Regions from separate parts of the Homo sapiens genome. Here region 1 is linked to region 2. Evidence: read pairs that join two places in POLR2A ChIA-PET (ENCODE). Cell type or tissue: A673. All regions are shown on one strand. Links, peaks and the distances in the headings refer to the core of each region. The heading gives the core; the rest is flanking DNA. Region 1 overlaps BMPR1A (bone morphogenetic protein receptor type 1A). Region 2 has its middle 16 kb from the start of OPN4.

Region 1 (8,131 bases), core at 3,827-6,326, 230 kb after region 2:
TGCTGGGATTACAGACGAGAGCCACTGTGCGGGCCTTAGCTGTCTTAAAAATAGCACTTATAGCAGCCTGTGTTTTCTTTTCAGATGTTATCAAGTATCTTTTCTGGTAAGACATTTATTTGCCTTTATTCAGAATTGCTAATTTTATGCTAATCTAACCCAGAATACTCAAGTGTGCCTTTCCCTTTAATCCTCATATTAGCTATATTAGCTAGAATATTTTTGGTTGTAACAGAAAAATTGACTCTCTCTGACCTAAAAAATGGAATTTATTGGCTCTTAAGAGTTCCAAAGTAATTGAGGCTTCAGACAAGGTTGCTTGAGTGGCTCATCGATGTCTCCCGGGATCTGGCTTCTTTCAGTCTCCTGGCTCTGCCTTCTGGTTCTCCTTCTGGGCCCAACATAGCTGCCAGCAGTTTCTGGGACTGCCTTATTCATATTGAGTCTGAGAGAGTGACTTTGTCACTGCAGGGTCAGTCAAAGTCCTGAGACTATTAGACCAGCTCGCCCCTGAACTTTTTGTGGCAGGGAAGATAGAATATGCTTAGTGTAAGAGCCTCTACTCCTGAGATCTTAGGGGAAATCTTTGTACCCTGAATTAAAAAAAATTTTTAAATAGTTACATAAGTGGAAATGATTGATTTTTAAAAATTGCTTTTGCATTGTACAAGCACCATGGTTAACAAAACAATTCCTTTTTAAAGCAGTCAGGTGGGAAGGGAAAAAAAGTAAAATTGTATTCATACATTAGTTTGATCAAGATAATTTTTCTTCTTAGAGATTTAATAGTGTTGCCACTTGACCAGCTGGAACTACAAAGGAACCATTAGATAGTAATGAAGTATGATACCCTTTTCAGCACTCCTTCTCACCTTTTTACTTTACATCTCCAGTTTTGCCTCGCACAAGGTCTCTTCTTCCTCTGTGGATCCTCTACCTACATGTGTCTACCTGCTAATTAGACAGGCACATGCACACTAGTTTTCTTTATCCCCAAAATTCAGTTTGCAAATGGGACCGAAGAGCTCCCTGTTCCCCTCATGACACCGACACGACAAAAAAAAGTTATTCCACTAATTCCCTTGATGGTCGGTTTAGGAGTTTCTGCCTCCACTATTGCTCTCGGTACTGGAATAACAGGCATTTCAACCTCTGTCACGACCTTCCGTAGCCTGTCTAATGACTTCTCTGCTAGCATCACAGACATATCACAAACTTTATCAGTCCTCCAGGCCCTAGTTGACTCTTCAGCTGCAGTTGTCCTCCAAGGACAACTCCGAGGCCTTGACTTACTCACTGCTGAAAAAGGAGGACTCTGTATATTCTTAAATGAAGAGTGTTGTTTTTACCTAAATCAATCTGGCCTAGTGTATGACAACATAAAAAAACTCAAGGATAGAGCCCAAAAACTTGCCAACCAAGCAAGTAATTATGCTGAATCCCCTTGGGCACTCTCTAATTGGATGTCCTGGGTCTCCCAATTCTGTCCTTTAATACCCATTTTTCTACTTCTTTTATTGGGACCTTGTAGTTTCTCAATTCATCCAAAACCGTATCCAGGCCATCACCAGTCATTCTATACGACAAATGTTTCTTCTAACAATCCCACAATATCACCCCTTACCACAAGATCTCCCTTCAGCTTAATCTCTCCCACTCTAGGTTCCCACGCCGCCCCTAATCCCGCTTGAAGCAGCCCTGAGAAACACCGCCCATTCTCTCTCCATACCACCCCCCAAAAATTTTCGCCGCCCCAACACTTCAACACTATTTTGTTTTATTTTTCCTATTAATATAAGAAGGCGGGAATGTCAGGCCTCTGAGCCCAAGCCGAGCCATCGTATCCCCTGTGACTTGCACATATACGCCCAGATGGCCTGAAGTAACTGAAGAATCACAAAAGAATGAATATGCCCTGCCCCACCTTAACTGATGACATTCCACCACAAAAGAAGTGTAAATGGCCGGTCCATGCCTTAACTGATGACATTCCACCACAAAAGAAGTGAAAATGGCCAGTCCTTGCCTTAACTGATGATATTCCACCACAAAAGAAGTGAAAATGGCCAGTCCTTGCCTTAAGTGATGACATTACCTTGTGAAAGTCCTTTTCCTGGCTCATCCTGGCTCAAAAAGCTCCCCCACTGAGCACCTTGCGACCCCCACTCTGCCCGCCAGAGAACAACTCCTCTTTGACTGTAATTTTCCTTTATCTACCCAAATCCTATAAAACGGCCCCACCCTCATCTCCCTTCGCTGACTCTCTTTTAGGACTCAGCCCGCCTGCACCCAGGTGATTAAAAGCTTTTATTGCTCACACAAAGCCTGTTTAGTGGTCTCTTCACACAGACGCACATGAAACTAGGCAAGAATCAGTGTTTCTCTACAAATTGAGTTGACAAAAAGAAATTATCTTCCCCTGCCCCCACAAAAAAAGAACCAGTATTTCTCAACAAGGAGAGTACTGTTAGCATTTGGTTCTTTATTTTGAAGGATTGTCCCTGCACATTGCATTTTCTATCCTGGTCCCTGGTCAAACTGTATGTCCTGTCATATCCCAGACATTATTCCAACCAAAAAGTCACCTACATATTTTTAGATCCTCTTAGGAGGGGGTGGTAACCCAGCCACTGCTGATGCCTGAGGGGAGTGCAAAGCTGGGTTTTTGAGGAGCTGGGACTGAGATCCTGAGTAGTAGGCACCACTGGGCCTAAAAGGATTCCATGGGGTTGGTTCTGGGAGTGTGGAAGGAAGCAGAGAGTGTAGATTGCTGCTGCCAATTGAATGCCAGTGGCATTCAGGCAACTGACAGGAACAGCGAACCAAATTGGGAAAAAGAAAGTCCCTTCTCCCCTCTTCCAGCTTTCTCTAGTTCCCCAGTTGGCAGAGCCTCTCCAGGAACCAGCTGGTGAAGGACATATTGTCAGCAGCATCCCAGCTCCAGCATCAGAAAGCAGAATCTATAGATAGAAGAGGGAGCTTTTTTTTTTTTTTTTTGGCTGAAAAGCGATAGTGTAAAAAGGGACACAGTACTTTCTGTTTTTTAATCTCATTACTTTCCTGCCAGCGCCTTAACATGCAGTAACAAGTGGAATTTGGGCTTTGTCAGCAGCAAACCTGCCACTTACTGGTTGTGTTAAGTTGGGCAAGTTTCTTTCTTTTTTTTTTTTTTTTTTTTTTTTTTTGAGATGGAGTCTCGCACTGTCACCTGAGCTGGAGTGCAGTGGTGTGATCTTGGCTCACTGCAATTTCTACCTCCTGGGTTCAAGTGATTCTTCTGCCTCAGCCTCCTGAGTAGCTGGGTTTGCAGGTGCCTGCCACCACGCCTGGCTAATTTTTTGTATTTTTAGTAGAGACAGGGTTTTACTATGTTGGCCAGGCTGGTCTCGAACGCCTGACCTCGTGAGCCACCATGCCCGGCCAACTCAGGCAAGTTTCTTTGCGCTTCATTTTTTTTTTTTTCAGAGTTATGAAGATGAAAAAAGATCTTACAGGGTTCAGTAAAAAATAACTTCCAGTTTCCTGTTTAACATATGTGCTCATGGTATACCCGACAAAACACTGCACTTTGGATTAGAAAACCTGGGTGTTAGTTTGTCATATATACTAGCTACATGGAATTCAGCAAGTTATTTATCTCCTTGAACCTATCTTTTCTCTGTAAGTAGGAATGATTTTACTTACTGTAAGGATCACAGAGATGGGATAATGCACGTAAAACTAATTTGTAAGTTATAAAAATGACAGTGACAATGGGATGCTAAGCAGGTACCATTAAATACCACCACATATCTGAGTTTCTCTGATTTAATCTGCACAAAATACCTAGATCATCTGTTTTAGGCTAGACTCTGAACTCTTTACCACCACATTAAACTGTTTTTTTCTCTATTCAATTTACCAGTAAAGGTTGAGCATCCCTAATCCAAAAATCTGAAATCTGAAATGCTGTAAAACCTGAAGTTTTTGAGTGTTGACATGACGCTCAAAGGAAATGCTCATTAGGTGTTTTGGATTTGAGTTGCTGAACCAGTAAGTATAGATAGTGCAAATATTACAAATTTAAAAATCCAAAATCCAAAACACTTCTGGTCCCAAGCATTTCTAATAAGGAGTAGTCAACTTGTACCCATTGTATGCCTATGGGGTGACCAGACCCTCTCCCTTTCCAGACAGTTCTGCAATAACTGATTCACTTCGCCTGTTTTTGGTCATTTCTGCGTGTTCTAGAGGAGAAACAGAAGAGTGACACCTAGGTCTCTTAAATAGACAGCTGACAGACATTACGAATCTCTTCGAAGTACAGATATGCCAAAGATTGCTGTGTAGTACAATCTAGTTGTAATTGTGAGACTTTTGTTGTTGTTGTTGAATACAGTTAAACAAAAAAGCTTTGGAGAAACTAGGTTAGGGAATTTGTAGTACAAGGTTGAATGATGTTTTGAAAACAGATTATCTATTTGAAAAATGTTTCAGAAACCTGGAAGCATTTCTTCTGCATCTAATGTTGAGGTCCTGGTGAAGGGTATAAAACACACAGCATCAACTATATATAATGCTATACTAGATTGTCTTGATTCTGTGGTCCTGGAAGAGTTTATACTTGTGTTGGGGAAACTATCTTGGCATAGAAGGAAAGTGAAGGTTTTGAGTGGGGCAGGGACAGTTGAGCAGAAATACAAAGGTTAAATGTGGGCTTGTTTTGATTGTTAATTAATAATTGAGCATGGGGGAAAGGTAGAGTTGGAAAGTAATTTCAGGGGTGGCGATGAAATTGGTAACTTCAAAGTGGTGGAGACATGACAGTGGAAGTTTTATACAGTGGAACTTCCCCATCCCTGTTTTAGGTCTTCACTTAGTTGCATGGTTGGCTCTCTTTGCTCCTGGCCCACGGGCATTATTGTAAAACTTTCTAAAACACCCTGTTATGAATGTCTTACCCATAGCAAGATCTGACAGCGTGGACACCAAGGCAGGCATTTCGGTAAGATTTCTGTGTATTACCTCAGATACACTCAGACAACTCTTTAAGCAAGTTATTTTCTTCAGGGTTTATGTTTAGATTTGCGGGATATTGTTTTCTACACTGATGTAAATAACTGCGAGTGGTGTTGCTCCAGTTGTACAAGTGTGTATTCCTCTAAGGATTGATGGGGAGGAGTGTAGAGAACGGGAAGGAATGGATGAGTTGCTTGTTAAGGGAAAAGATGATATTCTTATGCTAATCCAGGCCCTGGATAAGGAGCAGAGCAGCCATGCGAACAATGGCCTTGGAGCCAGGAAGTCTGCAGTGAGTCTATTCCTTCTCAGAAAGCTTGTCAGACCCGGCGCCTGGAGCTGCCTGGCGGGGAGGGACCCCTGGAAAGGAGAGTTTTCTCCTTGCTATTTTATGGAATTGGCTGCTGGCCAGCTTGTTGGAAATTCCCAAACTTCTCTACTAGAAAGTGAAAATCAACGGTGGGGGGCTTAACAGGAAGAGGAAGGAATGACTTTACTCTGTAGTCTGTTTTTTCAACTGACTTCAGCCTTTTCCTGTGTTTTTTTTTTTTTAAGTTCCAATTGAACTGTTGGTTCAGTTGTCTTGCTGTTTGAGGAGTTTTAAAATCTTTTACTTAAAAAAGAAATTATTTATATTTGAGTAATTCTGCCTTAATGTTATTTTCCTGAAAAGAAACAGTACCAGTCTGTGTATATAGCAAGGGGAAGTAAATTTATTTAGATGCCCATTTCGTCTAACTATTCAATAGCTTTTAAATGGCAGCATGATTAAAAAATTTTGATTATGCAGCATGTCAAATATCTGCATCTCCTTATATTCTTCACTTTGCAAGATTAGATATTTTTAATGTAAAAATTCCGATGAATCATTTAGGAATTTAAAAAATATATTTTATCGTTAGATATTACAATTACATAATTTTAAGAATGATTGTGGCCAGGCACGGTGGCTCACACCTGTAATCCCAGCACTTTGAGAGGCCGAGGTGGACAGATCGCCTGAGGTCCAGGAGTTCAAGACCAGCCTGGCCAACATGGTGAAACCCTGTCTATACTGAAAATAGAAAAATTAGCTGGACGTGGTGGTGCGTACCTGTAGTCCCAGCTACTCCGAGGCTGAAGCAGGAGAATTGCTTGAACCCAGGAGGTGAAGGTTGCAGTGAGCAGAGGTTGCACCACTGCAGTCCAGCCTGGGCTACAGAGCAAGACTCTGTCTCAAAAAAAAAAAAAAAAAAGGCTGGACGTTGTGGCTCACACCTGTAATCTCAGCACTTTGGGAGGCAGAGGCGGGAGGATCACCTGAGGTTGGGAGTTCGAGACCAGCCTGACCAACATGGAGAAACTCCATCTCTACTAATAATACAAAAATTAGCTGGGCGTGATGGCGCATGCCTGTAATCTCAGCTACTCGGGATGCTGAGGCGGGAGAATCGCTTGAACCCTGGAGGCAGAGGTTGCGGTGAGCTGAGATGGCGCCATTGCACTGCAGCCTGGGCAACAAGAGTGAAACTCTGTCTCAAAAAAAAAAAAAGAATTGTTGAAAAATAAGGTTAATATTTTGCTATGTGATTGTAGAAACAGTTAATATGAGACAAAGGAGAAGTGCTCAGTTATTAATAATTACATCTGTTTGTTGAAATGTTTACTGAGATGTAATATTACTAACTCTTTTGAGTTAGTAATATCCCCATTTTGTGGTGAAGGAAACCGAGACCTGGATAGCTTAAGTAATTCCCCAAAATCACACAGCAAATAAATACTGGAGCTGATTTTTAAAAATTATTTATATTTATTATTTTATCAGTGAATACCACATCAGTGTATGTGGTGTTAACGCCTTTATTAATGCAGTTTTTAGACGAATGGTGTTCTGGGGCCCTCCCCTCTTTTCACTCTCTTGGAAGGCCATCTCCAGAGTCATAGCTGAATATTACCGTTCTTTTAGCATAACCGATTTGTATGTTCAGCCCCAAATGTGTCCTTTAAGTTTCAGAACCAAATGCCCGTTAGACATTCCCTTTGGGTAATCTCAGATCTCTAAATTTGAACCTTTGATCTCTTCACTCCTGTCAAAATCACTCATTCCCATTTCAATAACTGTTCATGCCACAGATGTGGGAATCTTCTTTGACGCCTCACTTTCCCTTACCCTACATTTAATCCATTGCTAAGTACCACTGAGTTTTGTTTTGTTTTGTTTTGAGACAAGGTCTCGCTCTGTTGCCCAGGCTGGAGTGCAGTGGCATAATCAAAGTTCACTGCAGCCTTGAACTCCTGGGCTGAAGAGATCCTCCCACCTCAGCCTCCCTAGTGTCTGGGACTACAGGTATGCACCACCATGCCCAGCTAATTTTTTTAAGTTTTTTGTACAGATGAGGTCTTGCAGTGTTTCCCAGGCTGGTGTTAACTCCAGACCTCAAGTGATTCTCCCACCTCAGCCTTCCAAAGTGCTGAGATTACAGGTGTGAGCCACGTACCCAGCCAAAAATTATTTTTGAAGTATAGCATGAGTCCATCCACTATACCACTGCCACCCTATTCTTTTTTTTTTTAATTCATCCATCTGCACACGGATTCTGCCCTAATCTTAACCACCATTGTCATTCTCCTAAATTTCCACAATATTCTGCTTACTCATCTGTTTGCTTTTGCTATTATCCCCTCCAGTCCATTACGTAGAAGTCAGATGATGCCCACTTAGGCTTAAATCCCAAGTCCTTCATATGCCCTTGCCTGATCTGGTCTTTGTCTTCTCTGCCTCTTCACCCTCATCTCCCACTACACTATCTCTTATTCTCAACATTTCAGACATTGTTCTCTCTTTGCTTTTCTCTCCCTCAAGATCTTTGCCCACGGTGTTCCCTGTGCTTAGAACTTCCCGTCTTTCTTTGCCTGACTGACTCTATTTTTCAGATCTCAACTTAAAGGTCACTTCTCAGCATTGCTTCCCTTTCCGCTTCATCTAGATTAGAGGGGGGTCACTGCCCCTATTCCTTCAGGACCTGGCACTTTTCTTCCTTTGCACTTATCATGAGTTATGATTGTGTATCATTTGTGTTTTCTTGTTTGGTGTCTTGAGTATCTTAATTGTTTTGTTTAAGGACTCTGAACTTCATGAAGGCTGGGCCTGTTT
Region 2 (8,131 bases), core at 3,248-5,747:
GCTCTCCGGAAACTATTTGAACCCTGTTCTTTTGGGTTTTTTGGAAACCACGATTGATTAAACCACTGAACATTGGTGATCAACTTAACCTTCAGCCCCTCTCTCCTCCCCAGAGGTTGGTGGTGGGGCTGAAAATCTCAATCCTCTAATCCTGCCTTGGTCTTTCTGGTGACCAGCCCCATCCTGAAGCTACGTAGGGGCTGCCAGGCACCAGTCAACTCAGTTGCATACAAATGACACTTATTACTTAGGAGATTCCAAGGATTTTAGGAGTTATGTGCCAGGAAACAGGGACAAAGACCGAATATATATTTCACAATATCACCAAATCTCAGAAACCAAACTAAGGGGGCCAAGGGAAGTTTGGGCTCCTCTGAGGTGGCCTTGGAGGGCTGTTGAGCAACTCCACCATGTTCTTTCCAGAATATAGGGGCCCCTAAGCCTCTTGGCTTCTACTTTGGGGCTTTAGCTGACAACAGGAAAAGTCTCTTTGTACGTCTTCTTAATAAGATTCAACTGTGTGAGCCTTTTATTTATAATCATTGAGATAAATAGCAGAAGAAATACTAATGGGTTGAAAGTGGAACTAGTGTCAACCTAAAATAATCAAAAGGGTCAGAATTTAGTATTTTTGCTGAGCGCCATGGCACATGCCTTTAATCCCGGCACTTTGGGAGGTCGAGGCAGGTGGACCACCTGAGTTCAGGAGTTTGAGACCAGCCTGGACAACATGGCAAAACCCTGTCTCTACCAAAAATACAAAAAATTAGCTGAGTGTTGTATGCCTGTAGTCCCAGCTACTCAGGAGGCTCAGGTGGGAGAATCACTTGAACCTGGGAGGTGGAGGCTGCAGTGAGTTGAGATTGCACCACTGCAGAGTGAGACCCCATCTCAAAAGCAAAAACAAACAAAAAAAAACTAATTTTTTTTTGGGGGGGTAGAGACGAGGTCACACTATGCTGCCCAGGTTGATCCCAAACTCCTGGCTTTGAGTGATCCTCTTGCCTCAGCATTCCAAAGAACTGGGATTACAGGCATAAGCCACCATGCTTAGCCAGAGTCTAATTTAAAGAGAGTTTATTGAATCATAAAGTTTGAGGAAACACCCAGAAACACCAACTCCAAAGGAATGGAGACAGCATTCCAATGTAGGGAAGTTAAGTTTTCCTTTACAGAGACAGAGGCGTTTTTAGCAGGATTACATTTTTCATACAAGGTTGACTCATGCTTACAGCACTTTGCCTGGTAGTAGGCAGTGTTTTTTGTCGGGGAAAGGTACATTTTGCATTTTTTACAGAGGATGCAATAGTCATGTTTTCTCTCATCTCATCTAAGCAAAGCAGAACAATGAAGAAGAAATTATATAACCAGGGTCATTAATTAAGAAGGCAGGTTTTTGTCCCTGATGTCATTTAATTCTCTCTAGTCATCATACAGAACCAGAAAAATAAGAAATTGAGGAAATCTATAATCTGAGAAACTAATCTATTATATAATCTGAGAAGCTAATCTATAATCTGAGAAGTTATAAACATATATGACTCAGATCACAGCCACATCTCTCTCAAGGTTTAAAGTGTTTTTGGGGTTCCAACAACATTTTTGTTTCATTTTGTTTTGTTTTGAGACAGAGTCTCACTCTGTCGCCCAGGCTGGAGTGCAGTGGCGCGATCTTGGCTCACTGCAACCTCCACCTCTCAGGTTCAAGCTATTCTGCTGCCTCAGCCTCCAGGGTAGCTGGGATCACAGGCACATGCCACTAAGCCTGGCTAATTTTTGTAATTTTGGTACAGACGGGGTTTCACCATGTTGGCCAGGCTGGTCTCAAACTCCTGGCCTCAAGTGATCAACCCACCTTGGCCTCCCAAAATGCTGGGATTACAGGCGTGAGCCAGCACTCCTGCCCCAACAGCTTTTAAATTATATTTATTTTCACGTTTTCTCCCTCCTCTTTTCACTAAGAACTTTGGAAGAGAGCATTGTAGATGAACTCAATAGTTTGGCTTCTTTTATGCTCAGGAATTTAGTCCCATGTCATTAGAAAGTCTAATTCCTAGGATGTCATAGGCCACTGGGAAGGGAGGAATGGACAAACTATGAAGCTGATGGAGTATTAGCCAAATTTAAAGCAACATGAAGGAAGTGACTTTGTGACCTGAGTCAGGTTACATGAGTATTTCAGTTAATATCATCTTTCAAGTGGCCATTATTTTAGCCTTTCTAGTCACATTGACTCAATTGTAAAGAAATGTTATTACAGCAGTGTGGACAAAAACAGTACAAAACACAAATGATTATAATTCTCAGAACAAGGAACAGTTTTTGTCACCAAGTTTTCCAAGATCCAAACCAGCTAGTTAGCCAGTTGCTTGGAGAAGATTTTGGATCTGAAAAGTTTGTTATTTGGGTTTTCATATTAGCCATTAATTTAGTGATATTGTTTGATTTATCAGGGATAGAGACACAGTATTTAGTTTTTATGATAGCTCAGGTTCCCCTTGGGTTGCAATAAGTTTGTCTAAAGCTATATAGCTTTGTAATACAGGCTTTTTCATGAGAATAACTTTATTTAATCACAATATTCATGTGGCTATTATTTAGGACATTTTGTGCATGATTGGCTAGGGTCTCTACATGTCAAATGCCACCTTCAATACCCAGTTGGGCAGAAAGATGGCAGCTAAAGGATCATACCAATGGAATACAGAACAAATCCAATGAAACTATAAATGAGGACAGTTTGTGGGGTTGAAAGGGTATGAACTATGTGAGCTCGTGCCCAGGCATAACCCAAAGAACACTGTCCTAACCATCTCAGGGGGTATCACCTTCCAGTGAAACAGTTCATTTAGGAGGCTCAGCCTTCTTCACATGTGAATCCAAGAGTCTATATCTTCTAATTCTGCAGTGTAAGGGTTAGTAAGGAGTACCTGATAAGGTCCATACCACTTTGGTTTAAGTGAGTTCTTTTAAAAATGTCATTTCCAATGGATGAAATCTCCTGGTTGAAGTCTGTGATGCTTGAAATTGTCTACCTGGAGCTCACTGTGAAAAGATTCATTTTCCAATTCATAATTTTTAGTTAATTACATAATAAGGCCATTGTAATGACTAAATATGCCTCCCTTTATTATTAAAGACAAACAATTTCCTAGAGATAATTCCTTATGTAATTCCTTAGATAATAACTAGTGTTTACCAAAAGGTGTTGACCTTAGATTAAGCAGAACCAGAGGAAGAGCTTTTGGCCAAGGAATTTTGAAAGCTTCTGTTTATTTTGCCAGTTAGGTTTTGATCATTCTGTTAGTGCATTTCACAAACAGAAATGACTAGAAATTTTTTTCTTTCCTTCCTTCCTTCCTTTCTTTCTTTTTTTTTTTTTTTTTTCCTGAGACAAGGACTCACCCTGTCACCCAGGCTGGAGTTCAGTGGTGCAATCTCAGCTCACTGCAGCCTTTGACTCCTGGGTTGAAGCGATCTTCCCACCTCAGCCTCCTGAGTAGCTGGGACTATAGGCACACACCACCAAGCCTGTCTAATTTTTGTATTTTTTGCAGAGATGAGGTCTCAGTATATTGCCCAGGCTTGTCTCAAACTCTTGGGCTCAAACAATCCTCCCACCTCAGCCTCCCAAAGTGCTGGGATTACAGGCATGAGCCATCACACCCGGCTGGAATAATTTTTTCTAAGATAATTTTATTCACTTCTAAGGCTGCTGTTTTTCAGCATGGAAATTCTTCTACCCAGTGAGGAATTTCCATGCAAATTATTACCAGAATGTGTTTGTATCCTTGTGATGGTGGCAACCGAATGAAATCTAATTTCCCTACCTGGAAAGGGCCTTAGGGAAAGGAAAATTTCCTTGGGAACTGTGTAATGGCTTCCCCAGGTTACATGTTGGACAAATGTGACAACAATCATGTACTTACGAGCTATAGTCAAAGAAGGTTTCCAAATGTATTGTTTTGAAGCAACTGTTTTGATTAAGCAGGGCTCCAGTGAGTTAGGTCACGTCCATGGGTTAAGAATGATGACTGTATCAGCAGGAAGCATAGGCCCGTAGCTCAGCCCGTACCTTACTTCATCTTTGGGAGAGCATGTTCCCCCTTTACTCTTCCAATTTTCCTGCCCAGATTTTGGAGCTCTGGATTGAGTTAATTTTCTGTCAAATTCAGGTGCTTCTTTAAAAGTTAATATAGATTGCTTTTCCTGTTTAGATGCATTTAGAGCAGCTCTTTTTGCCACCTGATCAGCTAGCTGATTTCCTTGGCTTTCTGGTGTATCTGATTTGGAATGGCCTGGATTTGTAATTATGGCCAGTGATTTTGGTAATAATATAGCCTCTAACAATGGTGGAATGAGGCATCCAGTTTTTTTGACCAGAAGATGTTAAAAATTATCTCTGTTTCCATAGCATTCCAAAATCACGGGCTGCTCCAAAGGCATATCTACTGTCTGTATGAATATTAGCAGTTATTCCTTTTGCCAATTAGCAAGCCCTGATCAATGCAATTAATTTTGCTTGTCAAGTCAAGGTGGTTTCTGGAATGTAAGTACTTTCTATTTCTTCAAAGATACCATAACATAACCTGCATAATAAGTCCTAGATTCATCCTGTAAGTAAGAATTACATGTAAACCAAACATCAGTATTGGTAAGGGGAGCCTTTTGCAGGTCCATCCTAGGAGAGAAAAAAGTTGATCAGTTAAGGCTATGCAATCATGGGGCATTTCATCTGAAGGTGAGGGAGGAGAGTTGTAGGATTCAGACTGTTGCTCCTAGAGATTGCAATATAAGGTGCAGAAAGAAGAACTTCATAAGAAGCCAGTCTATTGGTATTAGTACTAACAGAATAATGATGAGTGTGGTGTGATTTTCTTTTTTCACAAACCCAATGTTTTAGGAGTGGTGTGAATTTAAGATGTTTCCACAGAGAATGGAACAGACAGTGAGCAGAATTCCCATGACCATTTATTCCGTTGTTCTTTCTAACTGAGCAGTGGCATCATTGCCCTTATGCAAGGTGGCAGTCCTTTAGCCACAGGGTCCAGTTGCTGACTGTAGTATCCTATGGGTCTGTTTTGGTCTCCATGTTTTTGTGTCAGATGACCTAAAGTGTTTTTTTGATTTTCATGAACAAATAGTGAAAATGATATATTATAATTCAATTTCCTAGAGCTGGGGTATCTATAAGGCTGTTTTTTGTGATTTTTTTTTTCTTGAGACAGGGTCTTGCTCTGTTGCTCAGGCTAGAATGCAGTGGTGCAATCACAGCTCACTGCAGCCTCAACCTCCTGGGCTCAAGCAATCCTCCCACCTCAGCCTCCCAAGTAGGTGGGACTACAGATGTGTGCCACCACCCCTGGCTAATTTTTGTATGTTTTGGAAAGACAAGGTTTCACCATGTTTTCTAGGTTGAGAACTCTTGGCCTCAGGTGATCCACTCATCTCAGTTTCCCAAAGTGTTGGGATTACAGGCATGAGTCACCACACCTGATCGTTATAATGCTCTTTTTGATCTCTTCCAATGTTAACTGATTTTTCCTCAGTCCACTCCAGGGTGCCGGACTTGTCTTGTTTTAAAGAGTATATAAAGGTTGAATTTTTAGGGAGAAGTTTGGAACTCAATTCCTACAGTATCCTTCTGACCCAGAAATCCCTTTGGTTGTTTTTTAAGTTATGGGGGTAGGGAAAGCCAATATTTTTTTATACTGCCTGGATGGATGAAAAGACCTTCCTTTGATATTAAATGACCTAAGTATCTTATTTGTTTTTCTCTAAACTGAAATCTTTCTTTTGAGGTCTGTGTCCCTTTAAGCTCATTGTTGTAAAAAGTGCAGCCCATCATCTATAGAGGCTTTGCCTAGCCTCTGAGCAGAGGAGTAAATCATCTACATATTGTGAAAAGTGTGTTGGGATCTCAATGTATCCCTGGAGCAGGATGTCCATGTGTATTGTCTGTTTTCTCAAGTGAAAATGAAAACAAATTGACTGTCTTTATCCACAGAAGTACTAAAGAACACACTACATAAATCTATTACAGTAAAGAACGTGCCTTTGGTAAGAATGGCATCAACATGTATGGAGGTTTAGCACTCCTGGATAATGAGGAATGACTATGTTGTTAATTGTTCTCAGATCCTATACAAACTTCTATCCTCTACCATTTAGTTTCCTTACAGGAAGGATTGGAGTATTACATGTACCTCTTTTTATATAGCCTGGAACTACAGGTTTTATTCCTATTATAGCTTCTACTTTTAAAGGGTACTGGCCAGATGTGATGGCTCATGCCTGTGATCCTAATACTTTGGGAGGCCAAGGCAGGTGGATTGCATGAGCTCAGGAGTTTGAGACCAGCCTGGGCAACATGGCGAAACCCCATCTCTACAAAAAATACAAAAATTTAACTAGGCATGGTGTTGTGCACCTGGGGTCCCAGCTACTGAAGAAGCTGAAGTGGCAGGATTGCTTGAGCCCAGGAGGCAGAGGTTCCAGTGAGCACAGATCACATCACTGCACTCTAGCCTGGGTGACAGAGTGACACCCTGGCTCAAAAAAAGAACAGTTCACAGTTAAGTTACATAAACATCTGTTAAACTTAACAAAGTCACTCAATCCATATATGATGAATTTAAAATACTTTAAAAATAAATAAATAGAGGGTATTGCTTAAGGTTTGGAAGGTGTTTTGATGGATCTATTTGAACTTTGATTGGGGAAGCCAAGATGATTATTCCAATATCAGCAGAAGATTTTAACCACAATTGATCAGGTACTACCTTTAGCAGGTTTTGTAATTTTCATTACTCAATAATTCAGTGTCTACTATGGCAATATAGATTGCAATTAAATTAGATTTTGAAAAACTTTTTATGTCCAGTAACTCAGTTTTATCATCTAATTCTAAATACATTTTCCCTTTTTGGGAGAAAGAAGTGTATTATATAATTTTAAGTCTTTTTCTATAAGATGGATGGGAGCTGATTCAACCAAAAGGAAAACATAAGTCCCTTGTAAGTGACGTAGCTGAAAAGCTACAGGCTGAGATTTATAAACCAATACAGGAGTATTTGTGACACCCACCATTTGAATTTTTTGTTTACTCCAAGGAATGAATCTTGTAATAAGGTGAGATTTATTACAGATAATGTGGCTCCAGTGTCAACAAAAGCTTGTGTTCATACTCCATTTAAAATAATTATTTTTCCCAAAGTAGAGCCAGGGTCATAAGCACAAATATTTAATTTAAATTTCCTGAGAAAACCAATGTCCTGGTCCTGGTGAGAATCAGGAAATTCCTGAACTATGTCTTTAAGTTTTACCTTTGACCATGATTGAGAAACTAGGGTAGGTTCTCCCCTACCAGACACTGGCTGTTTGAGAAATGGAGCTGGAACAGTAGAAGCAGAAGGAGGAGGAGGTAGATCTGGGCAAGGTACTAAAGGATAAAGAGAAGGAGAAGATAATAAAGGATAATAAAGAATAAAGAGACAGAGGAGCTGAGGGAGGAGGATAAATTTCAGCAGTCTTTAATTCAGAATTTTTTAAGACAACTTTTTGTTCTCTTGTAAAGAAATAACTTTATTATAACCTCTTTAGAAGCTTCCAAGCCTCATTGAAAATAACTCTCCCAATTATTTTGTTTTATCTTATAGCTGACTTTTTCTCATTGAGCACACAATTAAATTAGTTTAGGCATTTCAAAGGTACTACATTTTGTCCATTGCAAATGTTAGGATTTTCTTGGGTCAAGTAAGACCATTTTTCCAAATATTGACAGGAGGTGGTGCCATAAGTATTGTACATAAATCCAGCTGGAGTTTCTAAAGATGGATTCTTTCTTAAAGAGGACTCAGTTTTAGATGGAAGATGGACCATAATTTGGATTTTCTTTTTAAGTGACCAAAGACTCAAAGAGAAAGATGTCTTATTTTTTAATTTTTAAATTTTATTTATATGTTTATTTTGAGATGAAGTCTCTCTCTGTCACCCAGGCTGGAGTACAGTTGCGCTATCTCAGCTCACTGCAACCTCCGCCTTCCAGGTTGAAATGATTCTCCTGCCTCAGCCTCCCAAGTAGCTGGGATTACAGGTGCCCACCACTATACCTTGCTAATTTTTGTATTTT

Evidence for each region. ChIA-PET counts read pairs that join two places held together with the same protein. Peaks named below come from ENCODE experiments on the same cell type or tissue, not always from the same donor. Only the 100,000 strongest peaks of a DNase experiment are listed, where the experiment ranks them.
Region 1: POLR2A ChIA-PET joins it to region 2 with 7 read pairs; 2 of 35 experiments call an interaction of 5 or more read pairs at or near these places.

What each region holds. Positions count from the first base shown.
Region 1 is chr10:86,863,242-86,871,372 of GRCh38, forward strand. The region is part of intron 2 of BMPR1A (bone morphogenetic protein receptor type 1A); the gene reads left to right. Among named protein-coding and RNA genes, the nearest start is that of MMRN2, 90 kb to the right of the region's middle. RefSeq lists enhancers at 1,166-1,818, 1,819-2,470, 4,363-4,950. In A673, for the core only: no CTCF peak of the experiment used is centred there; a DNase peak (open chromatin) is centred at 5,340; H3K4me3 peaks cover 321 bases; H3K27ac peaks cover 2,355 bases.
Region 2 is chr10:86,634,430-86,642,560 of GRCh38, forward strand. No RefSeq gene overlaps it. Among named protein-coding and RNA genes, the nearest start is that of OPN4, 16 kb to the right of the region's middle. In A673, for the core only: no CTCF peak of the experiment used is centred there; no DNase peak of the experiment used is centred there.